Linked DNA regions of Homo sapiens: region 1 is linked to region 2. A link is an interaction called in ENCODE POLR2A ChIA-PET data of the cell type or tissue named here. Cell type or tissue: K562. All regions are shown on one strand. Links, peaks and the distances in the headings refer to the core of each region. The heading gives the core; the rest is flanking DNA.

Evidence for each region. ChIA-PET counts read pairs that join two places held together with the same protein. Peaks named below come from ENCODE experiments on the same cell type or tissue, not always from the same donor. Only the 100,000 strongest peaks of a DNase experiment are listed, where the experiment ranks them.
Region 1: POLR2A ChIA-PET joins it to region 2 with 5 read pairs; 2 of 35 experiments call an interaction of 5 or more read pairs at or near these places.

Annotation. Positions count from the first base shown.
Region 1 is chr20:38,440,892-38,452,589 of GRCh38, reverse strand. SNHG11 (small nucleolar RNA host gene 11) reads right to left here and starts at 5,936. Exons shown (of 5, transcript NR_003239.1): 1 at 5,578-5,936; 2 at 4,967-5,124; 3 at 3,860-3,928; 4 at 2,143-2,254; 5 at 1,669-2,057. SNORA71E (small nucleolar RNA, H/ACA box 71E) reads right to left here and starts at 4,507; the gene lies at 4,372-4,507. SNORA60 (small nucleolar RNA, H/ACA box 60) reads right to left here and starts at 3,221; the gene lies at 3,086-3,221. It overlaps LOC124904975 (small nucleolar RNA SNORA71), which reads right to left and starts at 10,554; the gene lies at 10,421-10,554. RefSeq lists enhancers at 4,547-5,101, 6,051-6,100. In K562, for the core only: CTCF peaks have their summits at 4,259 and 5,987; DNase peaks (open chromatin) are centred at 4,309, 5,068, 5,587 and 5,939; H3K4me3 peaks cover 1,813 bases.
Region 2 is chr20:38,603,934-38,615,631 of GRCh38, reverse strand. All of the region lies in intron 1 of ARHGAP40 (Rho GTPase activating protein 40), which reads right to left. It also overlaps the pseudogene LOC391247. Among named protein-coding and RNA genes, the nearest start is that of ARHGAP40, 8.0 kb to the right of the region's middle. RefSeq lists an enhancer at 6,849-7,349. In K562, for the core only: no CTCF peak of the experiment used is centred there; no DNase peak of the experiment used is centred there; H3K27me3 peaks cover 3,125 bases.

The DNA.
Region 1 (11,698 bases), core at 3,567-8,566, 160 kb after region 2:
CTATAGCTGACACTCTCTTCCCCCACTGCGTGGCAATCTCACCTCTTCCCTTGTTTTTCAGTACTCCATCATTGTTGCCTCCCATAGAACAAACTAAAAAGGGCGTAAGGGACCCCCAGGTTGCAGGATTGAGGTAGTGGGTCAAGAAGAGCATGAGAGAGAGAGAAAGAGAACGAGAGATTAAAGAAGGGAGTGTAGTGTAGACACTTGTCCTATTAGCTGACAGGAACCTGCTTAGCTATGAGAGGGGTCAGTTTGCTAAGGAAAGACAGGTCTACCAATTCAAGGCACCAACCAGTGTAAAACTTCACTAAAAATAGTGGACTCAGAAAAGGGGAGAATTTTGGCCCCCTTTCTTTGGTGGGGGAAATGTGGTCATTTCTCACTAAAGGACAAAGGCCACAGTTGGATAAAACCGGCTAGAGAGGGGTTGCAGCAGGTGGGGGGATCTTCAAGAGAGCAAACCAGAGGTGTCAGGTGGTTCTTGGGTAGGAATAAGGAGGGGGGCAATGCAGAAATAAGGCCCTCGCCAGAGATGGCTGGCAGAGCGGACTCTTCAGCCAAGAATGTCTCCTGCTGGCAGAGGTCATCAGAGATGCCTGACAGCCTGGTTTCCCTCAACCCTAGTCACAGTTATTTCTTTTTTTTTTTTTTTCTTTTGAGACAGAGTCTCACTCTGTTGCCTAGGCTGGAGTGCAGTGGCGTAATCTTGGCTCACTGCAACCTCCACCTCCCGGGTTCAAATGATTCTCCTGCGTCAGCCTCCTGAGTAGCTGGGAATATAGGTGCCTGCCACCATGCCTAATTTTTGTATTTTTAGTAGAGATGGGGTTTCACCATGTTGGCCAGGCTGGTCTCGAACTCCTGACCTCAAGTGATTCACCCGCCTCAGACTCCCAAAGTGCTGGGATTACAGGCGTGAGCCACCATGCCCGGCTTAGTCACAGTGATTTCTATTTCAACTGAAGGAGTGGGACCAACTGACTCCCAACTTTCTACCATAGCCTTTGGGAGCATTCTTGTGTGAAATTTACCTGAAAAATGAGGACAGAGCAACATATGGAGGTGGTGACACACATACAATGCACACGTAAGCACATCACTGCGATCACTGCTACCAAAGAGAATCCCCAAAGACCAAATCTATCTCATGGTAACAGAAGCCCCAGCGGCTGGCACTGCCTGCCACACCCCCAGAGCTCTCCAAGTGCAGCTATTCCTCATATACTCCACTCTCTCCTCTGCTCAAAACCAACTCCTACATTCACCTGCAATCCACCACCTGAGCTCAGGGCACTCTTGCATTCTTCAAGGACTCCAGCCCCTGCCTCCATCCCTAAGTTATCCCGTCATAGTCTTCTCTCCCAAAGCCTTGGCTCAAATGTTTCCCCTGCCAACTTAATCCTAAGAGTTCCCCTTCTCTCCTAAGCCTGAACCCCCCCACCCCTAGATGCACTTGGGATTATTGTTCAACCCCGGTCCAAATCCCACGTCCCATCTCACATTCCCTAGGTCAAGCCTTGGGTATGTGTCAAGGGGAAAGTCTTAATGAGTGAGAACCAGAAGACCTGCCCTTGTGACCCACTCTCTACACCCAGTCTTGCTGGCACACGGAGATACTGATTAAAAAAAAACCAAACACACAAAAATGAAAGAACAAGCAGCAGGGCATGTTTCAAGATTTATTGAGTGGGTGAGAGGACAATGGTCCATAGCACAGAAAAAGTCAACAGGAACAAATTCTTGGTTTTCAGAAGTCACACCAGGAGGAGGCGGGAGGACACGGAGGATGGCCACTGGATGGCCTGGCCTAGATGGAAGAAAACCTGTCTTCCTGGGCCATGGCACTCTGTGGCACTGGCAGGGCAGAGCCAGCTGAAGGGTCTTCAACTCTGGATCCCAAGTCCCCAGAGCCACAGGGCTTTTCCTCTGCCCACCCACGCTGAGGGAAAAGTCGAATAATGTTGTGCTGAGACAATAGGGGCAAGAAGGTCCAGCCATGAGTCACAGGGTGACATCACTCGTCACTCTTGGTCTGTGATCAACCCCCAAACAATCTAAAAGAGAAGACAAATGAAGCCAGCGACCTGGAATTTCCACCTCGGAAACACAGGCCAACTTAACCTCTTGGCATTCACTTACCATGAGGAGGCCCCTCCAGGGGAGCTGGGACCCCAGGTCATTGTCCTGAGAGGCTCAGTGCCTGCACCTCTTGGGGTTTCCTCTAACAGTTTCCAGACCCAAGGCAGCATCCCTGGAGTGAGGAGGGGCCACAGAGCAGAAGGCTGTAAGTACTTGGTCTCCAGTGTTCTGTCGTCTTTCTTCAAGCTGATGTCAATGGGAATGCCCCCAGTTAATCAATCAGGTATGAGTTGCCAGTTTCTTTCATACCAAACTCATCTCAAAAAGGAATCTCAATGCTCCCAAAGAATATCAAAATAAAAACTTAAGAGTCCAGCAAAACTGTCTTAAGAGTCTTAACAGGCAACTGAGCAGATGTGCAACTGGCAGAAAGACAGCTCAAGAGACCTCTCAGGGCCCCTCCCATAGATGTCCACCTCGCCGTGCTGGGAGCCAAGGATCACCCCAGCAGCCATCCCTCCATGCTGTCATTACTTGCCTACACATCTGTCTCCCTGGTGGGACTAGACACTCTTGCTCATCCCAGACTCAAAGACCTTCTCATGCTGCTACCCCTCCCTGGAATACCTTTCTACTGCCCATCACATCCCAATCCTTGAAAGACCTTCTCATGTTGCTACCCCTCCCTGGAATACCTTTCTACTGCCCATCACATCCCACTCCTTGAAAGACCTGCCCAGGCCCACCACCTCCAAAAGGCTGCTTCTCTTTGAAAATCTTAAGGCAGTGACTGTATGCCACCCATCATCACACTTATTCATTAAAAATAATTCACACAGGCTTTCTCCACCATCTAGTACTCAAACCTTGACACTGAAAGAGACTGCTCTCTGATAACAGGAGGCTAAGCTGAAAAAAGCCATACTAAAGTGTCTCCCATCACTCACTCACACAACATCCTGCAATGCTCCTGAGACCAGAAGGTGCTGGCAGGAGAGAAGGAGTGTGTGAAAGCGCCAGCATTTGAAAGGGACAGGTGTGAACCCTCCAAACACGGGAAACGGCTTTCAGCAATTCCTCTCCCTGCGTTATTGATGACCAGAGCACAGGCAGCCCGTGATCATTTTTGAATGCAGGTGTATACAAGGGCAGAGAGAGATCCATGAGGAGAAACAGATGCCAGCAGCTTGTGGACTAGGTCCAGTCCAGGAAAATGATCCAGCCCAGCACAGGATCCCAAAAGTGGCCCTGCTTTCCTGTAAAACTTCCTTGCCAGGAGGAATCACAGAGAAGTCACATGGGGCAAAAACAATCGGAAAATATTGGTTGGTAATGATAGGAATCATATGGTCTCAAGTACCACAAAAGTCACCTCTATCAGAACATTATTTTCCAAATGAAGAAAATTAGGTTCTGAATCAGTCCTTGACTGGGATAGTGGCAGAAGGGGATTCAAAGCCAGGGGACCAGAGTCTCTGAAGCCTAGGTCCACTCATTTTCCATTACAACATCCTGCTGCCCAGGGAGAAAGGGCAGAGACCTCTTATTACCAAAGTGGGACTCTGGAGGTTTCCCCCCAGCAGCAAGCCCGGAAGGCACAGGAAAGGCCAGAGGTGATCTGGGTTGGCTGGGTGGACAGCGGATCTGGGGACCCACAGTGCCATTCTCATCTCACCTCTCAGCTCCCCTACACCAACCCCAAAGCCCCTGGGAACATGTACAGAACTGTACTAGATACAAGGAACCAACATTCCAGAGAATGAACCAGAGATCTTACCTCAAGGATACTGAGGTCTAGCATGTTCCCAACATGACAACTCCCATGCCTCTGCACACAGTGGACTATCTGCAACAGATAAGATGCCATGAGTGAGCACCCAGCTTGTCCCTGCTCGCAGCAGGGATGGCAGGCAACAGGAAAGGGCTTAGCACAGTAGTTACCAGACAGTAAACACTCCTAAGCAAACACACTATTTCCTCATAAAAGAGAAAATAGTTAACTCTACAGAGGAAGACAGCGGATGGTCTATGGCAGGGTGAGGGTGGCCAACACTGATCAATGTGTAGTTAATCAGCAAAAGATTGAAAGGAGATCAAAACCAGGTTTACAGCAGTGTGCCATGGCTGAGTGGCAGTGACTCTGCTGGTCATCAAGGGGAATTTAAGCAACACACACAGCCTGGTTCCCAACAGCAGGGAGCAGGAAGTGAAAGCTCTAATCATGATATAACACACACGGCAGCCCCCAATCCCCTGGAGGCCCCAGGTGTGTGCAGCTTTGAGAAGGAGGAGTGTAGGAAAGCTCCTGGGACAGGAGGGTGAAGATGTGGACCCTCCAAACACAGCAACCTTTCCCGCATTTCCTCTGCCTGCACTACCAATGACCAGGACACGGGCAGCCCGTGATCACTTACGAATGCAGGCGCAGAAAAGAGCAAAGGGGATCCAGGAACAGAGGCCAAAGTGAGCTGCCTGGAGATTGCCAAAGCGCCAAGCCCAAAGGACCTGAGCGCTATCCACTTAATGCAGTACAAAGATCTCATCTGCCCCCATCAAGAAAGTCACAGAAGACCAATTTCTGGTTAAAAAAAAAAAAGGCTTAAATTGTTCATTCATCCCACAAATATTGAGTATCTACAAGTAGCCAGACATCATGGGTTCAAAAGCAAGAAAAACGTGCAAGATCTCCCCACTTACAGAGCTTTCGCAGTTTCCCTACATTACAGAAAGTCAAGCTCAGGAGAATGAAAGAACTTAGCCAGGCTCTCCTCTGCACCCGGCTTTGCCATACAGTTCTCGGAATTCATGACCATGCCCTCCGCTGGGGTCCCCCAGAAGGGAATTTGAAGGGTCCCCCAAAGTGCTCATGACCAGCACCACTTACCCAGGGACATCCTCACACCGCGGACAGTGGGAGCCCCTCAGGGAGTGCAGATCAGGGTGCTGCAGGAAAAATGGGGGCGCTGGCTGGTGCGGAACCAGCAAAGCCATCCAAGGGAGAGCTGTCATCTGTCTCCAGGATAGCCGCACAGCCCACGAGGCCTAGGCAGGGAAAAGCGTAGGGAAGGGGCTTAGTACAAGGTCCTGGCAAAGGAGTCTGGAATTCGCCCCTCTGGGGCCCTGGGAGCGTCCTCCATTTAAACCTCAGCCAACTGGTCTGTAAAATGGAGGTTTTACAGCTACTTTTTAAAGGTTATTGAGGAGAAAATGAGTTCACGGTTCCAAGGACGTGGCACAATGACCGACACTTTGTAGGCAACCGAAAAGCAGCTTTGGGGGCTTCCAAAGTCAGGAGTCGGAGATCGGGGTCGGGGGAGTAAAAGTCGCGAGGTCTCTAGCCCCCTCAGCCCGCGTGCAAGGCCCCGGGCACAGCGTTGCCAAGCCGTTTCTCAAGGGGGCACTAAGCCTCCCCGCAGAGAGGCTGTGCCGACCTAGGGGGGTTTGACGTCTGCATGGGGTCGGCTTAGCCCAGCGAAGGCCGAGGGCGCGGCTCACCCGCCAGTCTCTTTCCCGAGGACACGCGAAACCCGAGGGGCCCACCCCGGCAGAGGGGACGGACCACTGCACCAGCGGCTGGGCCTGACGTCCAGCCGGCTCTTCCCACTCCCCTCGGGGCCTCAGTTTCCCCTTTTGTCGGGGAGGAGGTACACAGCACCGGCCTTGGGAGGCCACCAGGGGTTCTTGGGAAGACCACTCCTCGGGCCCTGCCCCTCATTGACTCATCCGGAGCGCCAGGACGGATGGCGGCGGGTACAGGGGTAACCGCGCGGAGGAGGCTGAGGGGCAGGCCGCAGCCACAAGACGCTCTCTCTAGTGCTCAGCGCCCGCGGAAATACGGCTGGGGGCGCGGCTGCAGCCTAGAGCGGCGCTTCCGCCGGGCCCCTGCCCAAGCAGACGTGCCTGCAGCGCCCCCTGGGAGGACGGAGCTGCAATTCTGTCCCTCCACTAACGCCCTTTATCCAAGCGTTCATCTAATGGAGCATCCCTTCATGAGTTCACTCACCCATCCATTTACCCAGAAAATATTTGTGAAACATCAGCTTCCATTTGAGGACACAGTGAGAAGACAGCCATCAGTCTATAAACCAGGAAGTGGGCCCTCACCGCTTCCTAGTTTACCAAATCTACTGGTGCCTTTGATCTTGGACTTTTAGCCTCCAGAACTGTGAGAAATAAATTTCTGTTGTTTATAAGCCACCCAGTTCATGATGGCACTTTGTTATGGCAGCCCAGACAGGGGTCGGCTGGCAAATAGGTCAGCTTGGACCATGGCCAGCTTGGTGTCCACACACCCTCCTCTCCAAGCAAAAAAATAGAAAAAAATCCACTTCAAACATGCATCCTTTCTAGCATTGGCAAGAGTGTGTCTGCAGTCTTGTTTTGTTTTTGACGTCAGCATACAAATAAAGGGTCAGCCATTGAGAGTAGACTGTTCTTTTAATGCTGTAACAAAGGCTGTCACAACATACTTATTTCAAGAGCTCAACATACTGCCCTGTTTGCTGGAATCACGTACTACGTAGGCCAGTGTCCCAGATGAGAAAGTCAACGTGGATAAGCAAAATGCCCACAAGGCTGTATGCAACAGCCAAACCCTCAATGGAATTTCTTAATAACTGGCCATTTAGGACAAGTTAAGGAAAAGACTTGGGCTTTTAGATAGAATGTGTTGGTGATAGAAACCTAACTTACGCTTTAAAAATAAAATACATTATTGGAAAACTTATATAATCAAGCGAAGGGAAGGGCAGAGGTCAAGCTGGGCCTCCAAGACAACAAACACCAGAACTGGAATTCCATCCCTGTCCTGCAACTCTGCCTCTCTCTCTGGGTGGACTTCTGACTTCACACTTGCTCTGATTTTTTGCTTATAGTGAGGGACATATGCCACGTTTACCCAGGGGAACATCTCCATCCTGCTTCCATTGAGGGTAGGCAGGACTGCCACATATGGTTGTGCAGGTCGTGTACTGCACAACTCATGGGAGCACCATACACATCATAGCCTATGGTTGAGAAGCAGAGATGCCAGGGATGATTGGGCAATCTGATGACACAGAAAACACTTGACTTAAAAGAAAGAAGGTGTTTTCCCTAGCATGTTCTTCCCTGGTGTAGCAGAGTCACCCTCTGTCATACCATCTCATCCTTAAATGATGGTCCTTCTAATAAAGTCCCTTGAAAATATCTCTGAATGGCAACACTTTTGAGGAATTTTTTCTCCACGCTACTTGAGATCAAGCAGAAGACTTTAATTAAACCTGTGACAGTGAAACCTGTGCACGGTCATTAGAAAAAAAGGTTTGCAAGCAGTAGCGGGGCTTTCTGAGAAATGCTATTCTGAATTCCACAAACTTTTTTTTTTTTTTTTTGAGACAGAGTCTTGCTCTGTCACCCAGGCTGGAGTGCAGTGGCGTGATCTCAGCTCACTGCAACCTCTGCCTCCCGGGTTCAAGGGATTCTCCTGCCTCAGCCTCCTGAGTAGCTGGGATTACAGGCGCACATCACCACAGCCTGACTAATTTTTGTATTTTTAGTAGATTGCACCATATTGGCCAGGCTGGTCTCAAACTCCCAACCTCAGGTGATCTGCCTGACATCGGCCTCCCACGTGCTGGGATTACAGGTGTGAGCCACTGTGCCCGGCCTGATTTTTACAACCTTTCACACTCAAGCTCTCAATTCTCAAAATTACCTTCTGGGCCAAGGATAGGCACTTCCACCCTTTCTGGAGCTCTGGGAGGAGTCACCCATCTCTGAGGTCCCTCATCTAATTTGTCTTGAGTGTGGGTTAGGACTTGTTGAGGCTGCACACCCCTCAGGGTGTCTGTGCTTTGCTTGTTCATGGGATCCTTGGCTGAGTCCCCACTCCTTCCTGAGTAAGCTCACCCGGCAGGCACTATCCAGCATGGCAGTGTATGTGGTAGGGGTTGGAGGGTGGGCTGCAACAGAGGTAAAGGAAGGAGGAGCAGGTGTCAGGGAGCCTGCAGGTGGTCACATCCAGCTGTCACCATTGATAAAGATACAACTGATTTCCATCTGCCCAGCTCTCGTGTCCACCTCTCCCCATTGGTGGGGTCAGAAGGCATTCACAAGGCAGAAGCACTACTCCTGCCCTTCAAGGGCACTGAGGCCAAGACTTTCCAACTGAAGCCTGCCAATTTTTTTTTTTTTTTGAAACAGGGTCTTGCTCTGTTATCCAGCTTGCAGTGCAGTGGTGCAATTATGGCTCACTGCAGCCTTGACCTCCTAGGCTCAAGCGATCCTCCTGTCTCAGCCTCCTGAGTAGCTGGGACTACAGGCGCATGCCACCAGGCCCCGCTAATTAAAAAAAAAAAATTTGTAGAGATGGGGTCATACTATGTTGTCCAGGCTGGTCTTCAACTCCTGGTCTCAAACGATCCTCTTGCCTTGGTCTCATATTCAGTCCATAACATCCTCCAAGGGTTTTTGAGATGTTGTTCCACAACACTGACATACATTTCCTATTGATGTACTTTCATGCTGGGATTACAGGCATGAGCCACCAGGCCTGGCCCTATGCTCGTTTTCTGCTTTTGTTATTTCATTAATTTATTTGTTTTGTTTTGTTTTTTGAGTCAAAGTCTCGCTCTGTCACCCAGGCTGGAGTGCAGTGGTGTGATCTCAGCTCACTGCAACCTCCGTCTCCCGAGTTCAAGCAATTCTCCTGCCTCAGCCTCCCGATTAGCTGGGATTACAGGCACACGCCATCACACCCAGATAATTTTTGTATTTTTAGTAGAGACAGGGTTTCACCCTGTTGGCCAGACTGGTCTTGAACTCCTAACCTCAAATGATCCACCTGCCTCAGCCTCCCAAAGTGCTGAGATTGTAGGTGTGAGCCATCATGCCTGGCCCTAATTTTATTTTATTCGAATCAGTTAAGTTGTCCTGCTTTTTTCTTTTTTTTCTTTTTCTTTCTTTCTTTTTTTTTTTGAGATGGAGTCTTGCTCTGTTGACCAGGCTAAAGTTCAGTAGTGCGCTCACTGCAACCTCCACCTCCTGGGTTCAAGCAATTCTCCTGCCTCAGCCTCCCAAGTAGCTGGGATGAGAGGCGCCCACCACCATGCCTGGCTAATTTTTGTATTTTTAGTAGAGACGGGGTTTCACCATCTTGGCCAGTCTAGTCTCAAACTCCTGACCTCAAGTGATCCACCTGCCTCAGCCTCCCAAAGTGCTGGGATTACAGGCATGAGCCACCACGCCCAGCCTTTTTTCATTTTTTTTAAGCCCTCAGAGCCAAGAGCAGACTGGGACACAAGTAATTTTTCTTACATTTCAGAATTAAGTGAGCCCTCTCCTGTTGCCACAATGAGCATTTCCCTTTCTTCTTTTGCATCAACATTTAAAGATCATCTATTACAGGCCATGCAATGAGATGGGGGGATACTGCCCCCTCCGGTTCCTAACTTATCCACATACCAGCACAGGTGTCCACTTCCCATCCCTTCCTCCTCTTCAGCTTCAGAGTCTTCCTCTTTCTCCCCCTGACCCTTAAGAGCCTTCCCATTGCAACTTTAAAGGACTCCTATTTGAGTACTTCAAAAATCCACCAAGAGCCAGATGCATTGGTGTGTACCTGTAGTCCCAGCTACCAGGGAGTCTAAGGCAGAAGGGTCCCCTGAGGCCAGAGAAGCATAGCAAGACCTTGTCTCCAAAAAAAGAAAAACCCACCAAGGTCCAAGCACGATGACTCACACTTTCAATCTTAGCACTTTGGGAGGTTGAGGTGGGAGGATCGTTTGAGCCCAGGAGTTGGAGACCAGCCTGGACAACATAGTGAGACCTCATCTCTACAAAAAAAATTTTCTTAATTAGCCAGGTGTGATGACATGTGCTTGTAGTCCCAGCTACTTGGGAGGCTGAGGCAGGAGGATCGCTTGAGCCCAGCAGGTTGAGGCTGCAGTGAGCTCTGATCGTGCCACTGCATTCCAGCCTGGGCAACAGAGCAAGACCATGTCTCAAAAAACAAAAACAAACAAACAGAAAACCACCAAAGCACACCATCTCCAAGAAGCCATCTTTCTTTAAATCCTATCATAATCACGATCTATACTCAATGTTGTATGTATTCATACACTCAATTGTTAATTTCCGTACAGTTCACCTGGCTGGTGAAATGTTACCTCTTCTGTGCAGGGCTCATGCTCTGTGAGCCTCAGCCATCCCTTGAGTAGTTAATCTTGTCCTGGGCAACAAATAGTCCCAGATATACACAGCCTAATTTTTGCCAAGAAGTCAAGCTGAGAAAGGCCAAACAAAATGACAGCCCACAATGCCCCAGAGGCTTGAGAGTGTTCACAGAAGAGAAGTCGAATGTGAGAAAAGCACTAGCATTTCCAAGGATAGAGATGGACCCTCCAAATGCAGAAAATGCTTTGCGCAGTTCACCGGCCTGTACTATCGATGACGAAGACACAGGCTAGCTGATGATCACTTTCAAATGCAGACACAGAAAGAGAGCACAGCATGAGACAGCGCGGGAGGCAGATGCCAACGGCCAGCATGGGAAAGAGCAGCCCAGTGAGCACAGAGCCCAGCAACGGCCACCCTGTTCTCCAAACCCTGTAAAATTTCCTTGCTGGGGAATTAAAGGGAACACACTTCTGGTAAAAGAGAGGGAAATATCTTGGCTTTGGAAAAGATCAGGATTGTAGTTATAAGAACAATAACAACAACAATAGTAGAAATTCCTTTCTCTCACAGCTTTGTTTTTGGGGTGAGTAAATTGAGGTTAAGAATAGGGCACAGAGTGGCTGGACGCGGTGGCTCAAGCCTGTAATCCCAGCACTTTGGGAGGCCGAGATGGGCGGGTCACGAGGTCACGAGATCAAGACCATCCTGGCTAACATGGTGAAACCCTGTCTCTACTAAAAATACAAAAACATTAGCCGGGCGTGGTCGTGGGCGCCTGTAGTCCCAGCTACTCGGGAGGCTGAGGCAGGAGAATGGCGTGAACCCGGGAGGCAGAGCTTGCAGTGAGCCAAGATTGCACCACTACACTCCAGCCTGGGCAACAGAGCGAGATTCTGTCTCAAAAAAAAAAAAAAAAAAAAAAAAAGAATAGGGCACAGAGCTAGATTGTGGCAGAGGAGATTGGGACCCAAGCGTCTCTGATGCTCCATCATTTTTATTTTATTTTATATTTTGTTTTATTTTTAAATTTAATTTACTTTTATTATTTTCATTTTTAATTTAATTTACTTTTATTATTCATTTTATTTTATTTTTTGAGACAAAGTCTCGCTCTATTGCCCAGGCTGGAGTGAAGTGACACAATCTCGGCTTGCCATAACCTCTGCCTCCTGGGTTCAAGCGATTCTCATGCCTCAGCTTCCCGAGTAGCTGGGATTACAGGCACCCACCACTACGCTCGGCTAATTTTTCTATTTTAGTAGAGATGGGATTTCACCATGTTTGTCAGGCTGGTCACAAACTCCTGACCTCAAGTGATCTGCCTGCCTTGGCCTCCCCCAGTGCTGGGATTACAGGTGTGAGCCACCTCGCCCAGCCCATCTACCTGTTTTCTATCACAGCACACTGCTGCCAAGCTCCAAAGATGCCCCCATAGCACCCCCAGAGAGTGCTCATCACC
Region 2 (11,698 bases), core at 3,873-8,872:
GGTTCTGAGTCAGGAATCAATAAAGGATAGAAATTGGACCTCTTAGAGCAGAGATTGAAAGGCAATCTCGGGGAAAACAGTGGCTGCGGCACCTCCTCCGGGACACTGAAGGGCCCAAGGAGACTGTGAGGCCCGAGCTGGCCACTCGCGCCGCCATGGACGTGGCCGAGGTCGAGTTCCTGGCTGAGAAGGAGCTGGTTACCATTATCCCCAACTTCAGTCTGGACAAGAGCTACCTCATTGGGGTGGGTACCTGGGGCCTTTTAACCCTGGTTTACCAGTGGAAGTACCCCCGTGGCTGGCAATTAACCTGAAACAAAAGCAGAAATGTCGACTGCTCCCTCCGGAGTGGATGAACATAGAAAAGTTGGAGAAGATGAGGGATCATGAATGAAAGGAAGAAACTTTTTTACCTCAATGCCCACCAGCCTTTACTACATGGAACTTACCAAGCTCCCATTAAATCATGCTTCAGACAACATCCCGAAGGCAGACGAAATCCGGACCCTGGTCAAGGATATATGGGACACTCGTATAGCCAAACTCCGAGTGTCTGCTGACAGCTTTGTGAGGCAACAGGAGGCACATGCCAAGCCGGATAACTTGACCTTGATGGAGATCAACCCCAGCGGGACTTTCCTCACACAAGCGCTCAACCACACGTACAAACTCGCACAAACCTCCAGCCTTCGGAGAGTACTCAGTCTCAGGACTTCTAGAGAAAGGCCTGGTGCAGGCAGCTTGCTGGGGGATGTGACGCTCAGGACGTGATGAGGTACTCATGGTTCTGGAGCTCTAGAGACACTTTTGAATGCATGAAAAACGTGCGATGGTGCAAGGAATGGATTCATGACATTGTTGGAGAAGCAACAAGTTTGTGGCTAGTCCTTAAAACTTAGCTCCCTGGGACATTCTTCAATTCCACATCTACTTCTAGAAATCAGCCTTCTCTGCCCCCTCTTTTGAGAAAGAAAAAAGCTTTAGGCAAATAAGTTATTGTCCCTAGCAGAGCCGCTTGGGTCTCCTGCATGGAAACCGTCACCTTGGGTAAGTGTTCAGTGACTGGTAGGTGTAGATATAGCAGGAGTGGCCATGTGGCCAATGGTTTTTTTTCCCCCTTCTTGATCCTGATTTCTTGGGCTAAATTTAGACGCTCCTATAGAGATGGGTCACAGAGAAGGATGGTAGATGGTGCAGCTAATGATGCTGACCAGTGCTTATGCTCTAAGCCCCGATCCACAATAAAAATGGACCCAACTCAAAAAAAAAGAAAGAAAGAAAGAAAGGCAATCTCAGGGCACAGCCATGTGTGTATGGGTACGCCAGGGAATCGTGGGTGCACAGTCACTCATGAATGTGTACATAGCCATGTGTGCCTATGAAGAGGGTCTCTCCTCTGTTGCCTCAGGACTTGCCAGGAGGTCTGGATTCTTCATGCCTACCCATATCACTCACATAACTTAGTACATGATGACTACGTAAATGGTGCCCCTCTGAGTGTAACACTCACATGCAGTGCACAACCTGAACATCGGGACACAGCAACACTCACATCTACGAAGCAACCCCTGTGGCAACAGGGTTGGGATGGGTGGGAATGAGATGTTATAAAAGGTAAATCTTACCTTTACATTTTTGAGTATCATCTTAACTGAGCTCCTAAAATCCCTCTATGGCTACAACTTTCCCATTAAGACAAAGAAGACTGGCTCATTCTGGACAGTGTGACCATTCTTTGAATTATTAAACGATGCTCGCCATATCTCTTTCACACAGCATTTCTGCTAGAGCCGATCTGTGGGTTATGAAAGTCACAAGCATGGCTATTTTGTGTTATAGACAACAAGAATAAAACATTCTGAAATGTAATTAATATAATTTAGCTTCCTGAATCACACAGGAGCCTGGGCTGAGAGACAGGGAAGGCACAGCTATGGGTGCCCCCTTTAGCTGTTCAAGTTGGGCACAAATCAGAACAGAGGACCCACGCTGGGCCCAAGAAGCTGCATCCTAGGTGTGGAGACCTGGCCCAGAGACCTTCTCCAGGGCAGGGTGCTTCTCCACCCTGCCCATGGGCTGGAATCTCCCAGTAAGCTTTGCCAGGCCATTATGCCCAAGCAATGCCCCAGCCAGACCAATGACACCCAAACTGCTGGGAATGGGACCTGGGCACCTATTGTTGATTCCATTGTGCAACCAGGGTTGGAAAGCCAGGAGTATCATTATGTTGCTGGGGTTCAGAGAATTGCATAGGTTTCAAGAGTTGGGTGGGAACTGATGGATTGCATCAGAATTCTCACATAGCACTCTGGGAGGGGCAGCCTGCATTTTTTAGATGGATGGGGGAGATTAAGGTACTGCCCATGACCTCTGAGACGACAAATATTCCCAACAGAAGATCAGGATCTACCAATCTCCATCTGAGATAGCAAACTGCATCCCCCCACCACGTCCCCAACACACACAATGGATTTTCACACCTTTTAAATAGCTTGCCATCATTTGAAAATGAGGAGGTCTCACATTTTTAAGTCCTCTAATTTCCAATTTCCCTTGGGAAAAAATAATCAGTAGAGATGATAATCCTGGGTCTGTGTCTCTAAGTGACAATTGGCTGAAGCCAAGTGGTGGCTGCCTCTTAAAACAGGCCTCCAGCCAGCAGCGCAGCCCTGTGGTGCTTGCCAGAGAAGCTTCGAAAGTCCTTAAGTTGTGTAGGCTTTCCCTGATCCTTCCTTCGAACAAGATTATAGACATTTGTGTGTCCCTTCCTGAGTCACTTAGATTGTCATCTTGATTTGTACTGGCCAATATTGTAGCCACTAGCCACCTGAGCCCTTGAAATATGGTATTTAGTATGAATGAGGAGCTGAATTTTTAACTCCTTCCTTCCTTCCTTCTTTCTTTTCTTTTCTTTCCTTTCCTTTTCTTTTCTTATCTCTTTTCTTTTCTTTTCTTTCATTTTCAGACAGAATCCCACTCTTTCGCCCAGGTTGGAGTGCAGTGGTGCAATCTCAGCTCACAGAAACCTCTGCCTCTTGGGTTTAAGCGATTCTTCTGCCTCAGCCTCCCGGCTGGAATTACAGGCACCTTCCACCATGCCCAGCTAATTTTTGTATTTTTAGTACAGACAGGGTTTCTCCACGTTGGCCAGGCTGGTCTCAAGCTCCCAACCTCAAGTGATCTGCCCTCCTCAGCCTCCCAAAGTGCTGGGATTACAGGTGTGAGCCACCGTGCCCAGCCAACTTTATTTAATTTTAACCAATTTAAATTTAAAACTACATACTTGTTTCAGTTACTGGAAAAGGCCTAAATATGTTTAGAACAACTTGGGTACACAAATCTACTTTTCTGGCTGTATATTTTATGAAATCTAAATATATATTAAGGATTTCTGATGAAAATTTAGCATCCTATCAGAGATTGCTGGAAATGAAAAATACACACTGGATTTTGAAGACTTCATATTTGAAAATGTAAAATATCTCATTAATGTTTCATATTGATTACATGTGAAAATATTCTGGACATATTGGGTTACATAAAATGTTGTTTTTATTAAAATAACATTAAGTATTAATGTTGTTAATTTGATCATATTAGAAGTTTTAGACCAGGCACAGTGGCTCATGCCTGTAGTCCCAGCGTTTTGGGAGGCTGAGGCAGGAGGATCATCTGAGCCCAGGAGTTGGAAATCAGCCTGGGCAACACAGCAAGACCCTATCCCTACAAAAAAAAAATTACAAAAATTAGCCGGGTGTGGCCAGGCACGGTGGCTCGTGCCTGTAATCCCAGCACTTTGGGAGGCCGAGGTGGGAGGATCACGGGGTCAGGAGATCGAGATCATCCTGGCTAACACAGTGAAACCCTATCTCTACTAAAAACACACAAAAAAATTAGCTGGGCATGGTGGCGGGCGCCTGTAGTCCCAGCTACTTGGGAGGCTGAGGCAGGAGAATGGCGTGAACCCGGGAGCTTGCAGAGAGCCAAGATGGTGCCACTGCACTCCAGCCTGGGCGACAGAGCAAGACTCCGTCTGAAAAAAAAAAATTAGCCAAGTGTGGTTGTGCATAACTGGAGTCCCAGCCGTTCAGGAGGCGTGGGCAGGAGGATTGCTTGAGCCCAGGAGTTTGAGGTTGCAGTGAGCTATGATTGTGTTACTGCACTCCAGCTTGGGTAAAAGAGTGAGACCCTGTTTCTAAAAAAAAAAAAAAAAAAAAAGTTTTAAATAGGCTTAGTGCCCTCCATAAACCAAAAATAAAATCCTAAGCCCCCCAGCCAATTGAACAGATCCACTCTCTTGGCCAAGAGAATCGCAGGGAAACCTGCAAAACTGAATTCGTAGCCATGATGGGTTGGGAAGTTGGACACACCTCATTATACGCTCCTCCCTTTTGTAGTTTAGGCACAGCATCTGACCAGCATTAATGTTAAAATAGACATCACAATGGCCAGGCATGGTGGCTCACGCCTTGCCTCCACTTTGGGAGGCTGAGGCAGGTGAATCACTTGAGACCAGGAGTTCGAGACTAGCCTGGCCAACATGGTGAAACCCCATCTCTACTAAAAATACAAAAATTATCCAGGTGTGGTGGTGGGTGCCTGTAATCCCAGCTACTCGGAAGGCTGAGGCAGGAGAATCGCTTAAACCCCGGAGGTGGAGGTTGCAGTGAGCTGAGATTTTGCCACTGCACTCCAGCCTGGGTGACAGAGCAAGACTCTGTCAAAAAAAAAAAAAAGAAAAAAAAAAAGAAAAGACATCACAAGATTGACAAAACAGACTTTTTGTGACAATAAGATAACCAATTATAAACAGGACCTATGGCTGTGCCAGACAAAGGTGAACTCACACACCCCTACGAGCAACTCTGAACTGGTATATTGGTTAACAGACTTCCTTCTCTTAAACATTCCTTTCTGCTGACTCCAAATTTTTAGACGAAGCTTCACTCCTCTAACCAATTGCAAATTAAAGAATCTGAATCCACGTATAATCTGTAAGCCCCGGCTTCAAGATATGCCGCCTTTTCCAGCCAAACCATTATACAGCTTCTATGCTTTGAGTTATGTCTTTGCCTATAACTCCTGTCTCCCCTAAAATGCATAAAACCAAACTGTAATCTGACTGCCATGGAGACACCTTCTCAGACCTCTTGAGACTGTGTTCCCCAGGCCAGGGTCTCTTACATTGGCTCAGAATAAACCTTAAAATATATTACAGAGCTTGGTTTTCCCATTCACACCTTGGTTCCACAATCCTCACCATGCCCTGAGATGTTACACTCTGCCACGTGACTCCCTGAGGGTCCCACTTAACCCTTGTAGGCACCAGAGTTTACAACTCCTGGTCTATAACATCTTCCTAGCTGGTTTGGGGTAGGGGGGTGGCACAGTGGGGGGAGCTTTTTAAAATCTTATGTAAGTTGTGGATCCTCTCTCCGGAGAACCACACACACACACAGAGATGCATAACATTTACCAAATAATTTTAGTGGTTCTCGGATCTTTGAAGGTCCATCCTTGAGCCCCAGATTAAGAACATCTGGTCTTTAAAGCCTTCAAAAAAGACCAGCAGGAAGAGCATCAGGCTGGTTGCCATGGTTACACCTCCTCTTAGGCTGGCCTAGGGGTGAGGCATGGCCTCATTATCCCTGTCTTTGCTGCACATCTTCACAGGGAGGTCCTCATTGCTCACTCTTCCATTACGCACTCAAGGGCTTAAGAGCCAGATTGTCATCCTACCTTCAGGTCTCCTGGCCCTGGGGTTGCAGCCGGGCTCAGGGCTTGAAAGCAAACTGCAATCCCATCTCTCCTCTGCCCCACTCTCTGCTCCAGCCAGTGTGAGCTACGTGTACCTCTCAGAGGCACCAGGCTCCCTCTTGCCCTGGAGTTTTGCCCAGTTGGCAGCTACTGCCAGGAACACCCTTCTCCTTCCCATCCTTGGCCTGCTCAGTGCCTACTTTGGGACTCAGCTCAGGCATCACCTCCTCCAGGAAGCCTTCTCTGCAGCCCTCCTAGAGGCGTTGGGCTCATTGATGTCCTGGCACTTACCGCCCTCCATGGTCATTGCCTGTTTGTTTTCTCCTTTAGTCTGGGATCTCTTTGAGACCAGAGACATTCTTTTTATTATTGTATAAGCCCAGCTCCCAAAACAGAGCAGATATTGATAAATATTTGAAGGATTAATAAACTTAACCCAGTGGTTCTCAAAGTGTGGGCCCCAGACCTTCAGTATCAGCATCAGTTGGGAGCCTGTTAGGAGTGCACATTTTCAGCCCTCGCCTCAGAACTACAGAATTAGAAACTCTGGGGGTGGGGTGCAGCAATCTGTGTTTGCACAAGCCTTCCAGGTGACTCCAAGGCACTGATCTAAGCCCCAGGTTGGAGGGAGGCAGGATGACTCCTGAGGGTGGAGGCAGGGGACTGAAGTTTGGAAAAGCAATATGGAAGGGTGACTGCGGGTAGGCAGAATAACCCCCCCACTACCCACTACTCCCTGGAATCTGTAAATGTGTGTGTTACATGGCAAAGGTGGGATGAAGGTTGCAGATGGAATTACAGTTGCTAATCAGCTGATTTTGGGGAGATTATTCTGGGTTGCCTGAGTGGGCCCAATGAAACCACTAAGGTCCTTAAATGGGGAAGAGGGAGGCAGAAGAGTGAAAACCAGAGAGATGGTAGCATGAGAAGGACTCAGCCGGCCACTCTTGCCTTTGCAGATGCAGGTGGACCGCAACTTAAGGAAGGCAGGTGGCTTCTTGAAGCTAGAAAATTGATTGTCCCCGAGAGCCTCCAGAAAGGATCACAGTCCTACCGACACCTTGATTTTTAGACCAGTAAGACCCATTTTGGACTTCTGACCTCCAGAACTCTAAGATAATACCTTTGTATTGTTTCAGCCACTAAATTTGTGGCCCTTTTTCACCGCCCCAACGGCCCAAATTAGGGCCACTAAATTTGTGGCCCTAAGTCACCTTAGCCACTATAGTGGCTAAGGACCAAGGCCCTGAAGTCACACTGTCTGGGCCTAGGTCTGTCCTCTTGATGTGCGGCCTATAAAATCAGGGTGATTGTGTGATAGTATACAGAAGGCAGTGAGGATGAAATAAAGTAAGGCCTGTAAAACATTCAGCCCATAGTAAGTACTCCAAAAACATGAAAACACAAGGCTGCCTTCCGACCAACGAGCAGCCAGCAGCCAACAGTCCTCTTAAGATGGGGCAAACAGCCCGAGGGGACAGAGTAGTAACTAGAGAACAAAAGGGGGAGTGGGCTGAGAAGAGGCTTCCTGGAGGAGGTGGTGTTGAAACTCAGTTTTAAAGAAACAAGTCAGTGAATGTCTGGGAGGAAATGAGATATGCAAATCTCCCAGGAAGGGGAGCAGGTCTTTATGCTGGGAAGTGCAAAGTTTTCCCTGGGTGGATAGAAGTCTGTATTAGGGTTTAATGAGAACAAAGTCAGTAAGAAATAAATGGTAGTGCAGAACAACTCTCCAAACAAATTAAAATCCAGAAGCCATAACAGAAGAAAGCTGAGTTGATTACATCAAGACTTAAAACTTTTGTATGACAAAAGACACTATAAAAAATGTCATAGGACCTTTTTCCTCAACTGAGAGGAAATATCTGCAACAAATGATAAAGTGTTACTATTCAGTCTATATATATAAAGAGTTCCTGGAAAGCAACAAGAAAAAAAATACCCAAAAAATCTACTGGGAAAGTTGGCAGCAGATAGAAATCCACAAGTCACAGGAGATAAAATGCAAATGCCCTATGTGAAAAGATGTGGAGCCTCGCAAGTAATCAGGGCAATGCGAAATAAAACAAGGATGAACTCTATCAGATTGGCAAACACAGAAAAGATTGCCAACACTCAGTACTGGCAAGTATCGAGAAAAGACCTTCTCACACTTGGATGAGCATCTGCTGGTCAATTTGGGAAGAGTCGGTGACGCCTGACAGGAGGGGAGGTGGAGAAGCGGCCTCCACATTGCAGGCAGGGTGAGGACCCCAGGGTTGTGAAGGGCGGCAGCCTAACTGCTTGGTGTAATTAACACCTTCACCTCTGCTTCATTGTGAGAAAAGAGGGAAAATAGGAAGCTCCATCCGAAGGGACCTGCCCTTCGCTGGTTTGTAAGCAGGATCTGAGGAGGCCCCTCCTGCTGGAGAGCCCTGGAGGAAAGTGGTTTGCAAGGACTTTTTCCTGCAAAGCTGGTCAGAAGCCCCCAGCGGCAGCCTGGTCCCCTGAGCTGCGGATCTGAGGTGGCCGTTCCGGGTTTCGAACCAGGAGGATGTGTGAGTGTGAACGGCAGCCACTATCTGAATGGCACTGATTCCACAAATGAAGGATCAGGCCCAGAGAAATGAAGGAACTTTCCCAATGATGAGTGGAGGATTTAGGACTCAAATGCAAATTTTTCTGCTATGCCAAGGAGTCAGGAGTCCCGAATGTACTTGTCCCATGAAAACAAGCCTGTGCTATTTGGAGTCAGCTCCAAGAACTTGCCCTTTGACCACTGATATCTGACACAAATTGTCCCATTTCTAAATGGTGGGCACTGTACTAAGCCCTCACATGCATTAATGTCATTTTATCCTCACAACAAGTCTATGAAGCAGGTACCGCTGTTCACAACCATTTTACAGAAAAGGAACCAAGGCTCAGAAAGGTTAAGTAACTTCCCCAGAGGTCCACAGCTGATAAGTGGTGAAGCTGGGCTTTCAGATTCAGGCTGTCCTTCTACCCCTGACATATTTAAACCATGTGTAGGTGATTTATTCAGTGGTTGCGTTCACATACAAGGGGGTGTGTCTGGAGAGATCAGTTGACATTGACCCCAGTGGCAGAGACTTGAGCTACACATGAGCAAAATATGAGTGAAGGTGAACCTTGTAAAGGTGATTGATTCTACAAGCTATCTGTGTGCAATCAGCCAAGTCATTTAACCCATTATTGATTAAGGAAATCTGGCTGGTGCACTAGACTCAAAATGGGTCTTTCTGCCTCTCTGATCTGCCTTTGAACTCTGCCAGACACTGAGCATGTGAAAAGATGCTCAGCCTCACTAATAATAATAAAAAGGGCAAATTAAAACAAGAGACAGGTTTCTCCCAATCCAATTAGCCAAGACTAAAAATGAACAATAATGTCTGGTCAAGAATGTCATGTATATTAGGAAACAAGCTCACACCCACTTGGTGAGTCTAATTGGGTACAACCTTCCTGGAAAACCACCCAGAATATGTTTCAGAATTTTAAATGTATACACCTTTGGACTCCATGATTCCTATTCTGAAAATGTATCATAAGTACACAAAGATATATGTCCAAGAACATTGCAGTATAGTTTATAATAGCAACCAAAAGAGAAAAAGAAGCAACCTAAAATTCCATCAACAGGAGGCTAGTTAACAAAAGTACTGTCCAGTCATAAAATGAAACATCACACAGTCTTTAAAGAGGATAACGTAAGGGCAGGTGTGGTGGCACATGCCTGTAGTCCCACCTACTTGGGAGGCTGAGGCAGGAGGATTGCTTGAGTCCAGGAGTTTGAGACAAGCCTGAGCAACATAGGGAGACCCTGTCTCTACAAAAATGAAAAAAATAGCTAGGCGTGGTGGTGCATGCCTGTGGTCCCAGGATCACTTGAGCCTGGGAGGTTGAGGCTGCAGTGATTCCACCACTGCACTCCAGCCTCAGCCTGGTCAATAGAGCAAGACTCTGTCTCCAAAAGAAAAAAAAAGAATAATGTTGATTTCTATGTCTTTCCAGGAAAAGATATTATAAAGATGGAAATGTCATTTATAAAATAGTATACATAATACAAACCAATTCACGTATGTAAGTACAATTATGTGCATGGATTGGATCATAGATACATTTTACGTATACATGTATGTAAATATTTATGAAGCACAAAATCCTATAGGATGTACACTTAACTTCTCACAATTGCTGTTCTTGTGGGTTGGAGGTGGGAGGGGCAGGTGGATTTCACTTGCTACTTTTTTTGCATTTTTATACCAATCATGAATTAACAGAAAATATATTTCTACAGGGAGCAAGGATAAGGGGAATCCCAACAGAGTCACCTCACTCCAACTGGGTCTTTGAGGCACCTCCCAAGGCCAATATTGCATGGTTTTAAGATGAAGTCCACATAGACAGTGAATTCGGTGTCCCCCTCACATTATGGGATGTTCTGTTTGATGACAACATTGACTCTATTCATCCCTGCTCAGGCCTTTCAGGTCAGCATTTAGTGTATTATGTGGTAGTGACCAGTGTTATGTCTTCCTCCTGGACCAGCCTGTGGACATCTTAAGGGCTGAGAGAGCATCTTATTCATGCCCACACCCTCATATCCATCACAGGACTTCATGTAGAGGCAGTGAGCATTTCATTCATCAGGGAAATATTTCATGAACACCTACAACAAGCCAGCCCTGTGCCAGTGCTGGAGAGCTGTGGGTAAACAGAACAGATCCGGGCTTACATCCTGAAGGTTGCCGTCCTGCTGGAATTTGTTGAATAACTAAATGACTCACAAGCAAGGGACCAGTGAGATGAACAGACTCAAAGGATTGGGGGAGCTGACCTAGTGACCTTGTGAGCCAATACACAAGAACATTAGCCTGGAGCAAACAGACCAACCTTGTTCCAGGGAAGTAGTTTTCGCTTTTTTTTTTTTCTTTGGCAGTGGAATGTCTTCTCAATAAACAAAAGAGGTAACGGTGATATTATTATAAGCTGATTTTATAAGTTTAATTTAAAGCATTTACTGATCATACAATCAAGATAATTTTAGTTGACAAAAAACATTTGGGATACCTGAGTGGAGGTAGTATTTTTACTAGATGTTTAATACTTGAAAGATATAATAAAAATTAAATTCAAATAAAATGTTTGCAGAACCCTGGTTTAAAAACCACTGTTCTGGGCCAGGCGCATTGGCTCACGCTTGTAATCCCAGCACTTTGGGAGGCTAAGGCGGGTGGATCATGAGCTCAGGAGTTCGAGACCAGCCTGACCAACATGATGAAACCCCATCTCTACTGAAAATACAAAAATTAGCCAGGCGTGGTGGCGCACGCCTGTAATCCTAGCTACTCAAGAGGCTAAGGCAGGAGAATCACTTGAACCCGGGAGGCGGAGGTTGCAGTGAGCCGAGATCGTGCCATTGTACTCCAGCCTGGGCAACGGAGTGAGACTCCATCTCAAAAAAAAAAAAAAAACACCACTGTTCTGGAAGTAAAAATGTTGCTTTTGTTGTTTTGTTTTCAGTAATAAACAGAATGGTTCAAATTTTAAACTCTCTTAAGTATTTTTCATCTGTTCATTCAACCAGTAGCTATTAAGCACATTCAATGGGTCACGAGCTCTTATAGTGAATTCAATATTAATTGCCTCAAAGATCACAAGGAACCAGGAGATTAAGGGAGGGTGGTGGTGGAGTCAGGGGAACAGCCATAATAGGTAGGTAGATAGGTAGATAGATGGATGGACGGACGACGCATGGTTGGATAGATGGTGTGATCAGCTGAATAACAGCTCCCCAAGATGTCCACATCCTAATCCTCAGTATTTGTGAATATATGTTATCAGGCAAAGGGACTCTGCATATGTGATTAAGCTAAGGATCTTGAGTTGGGGGGACGATCCTGGATTAGCCAGTGGGCCCAATGTCATCACAAGGATC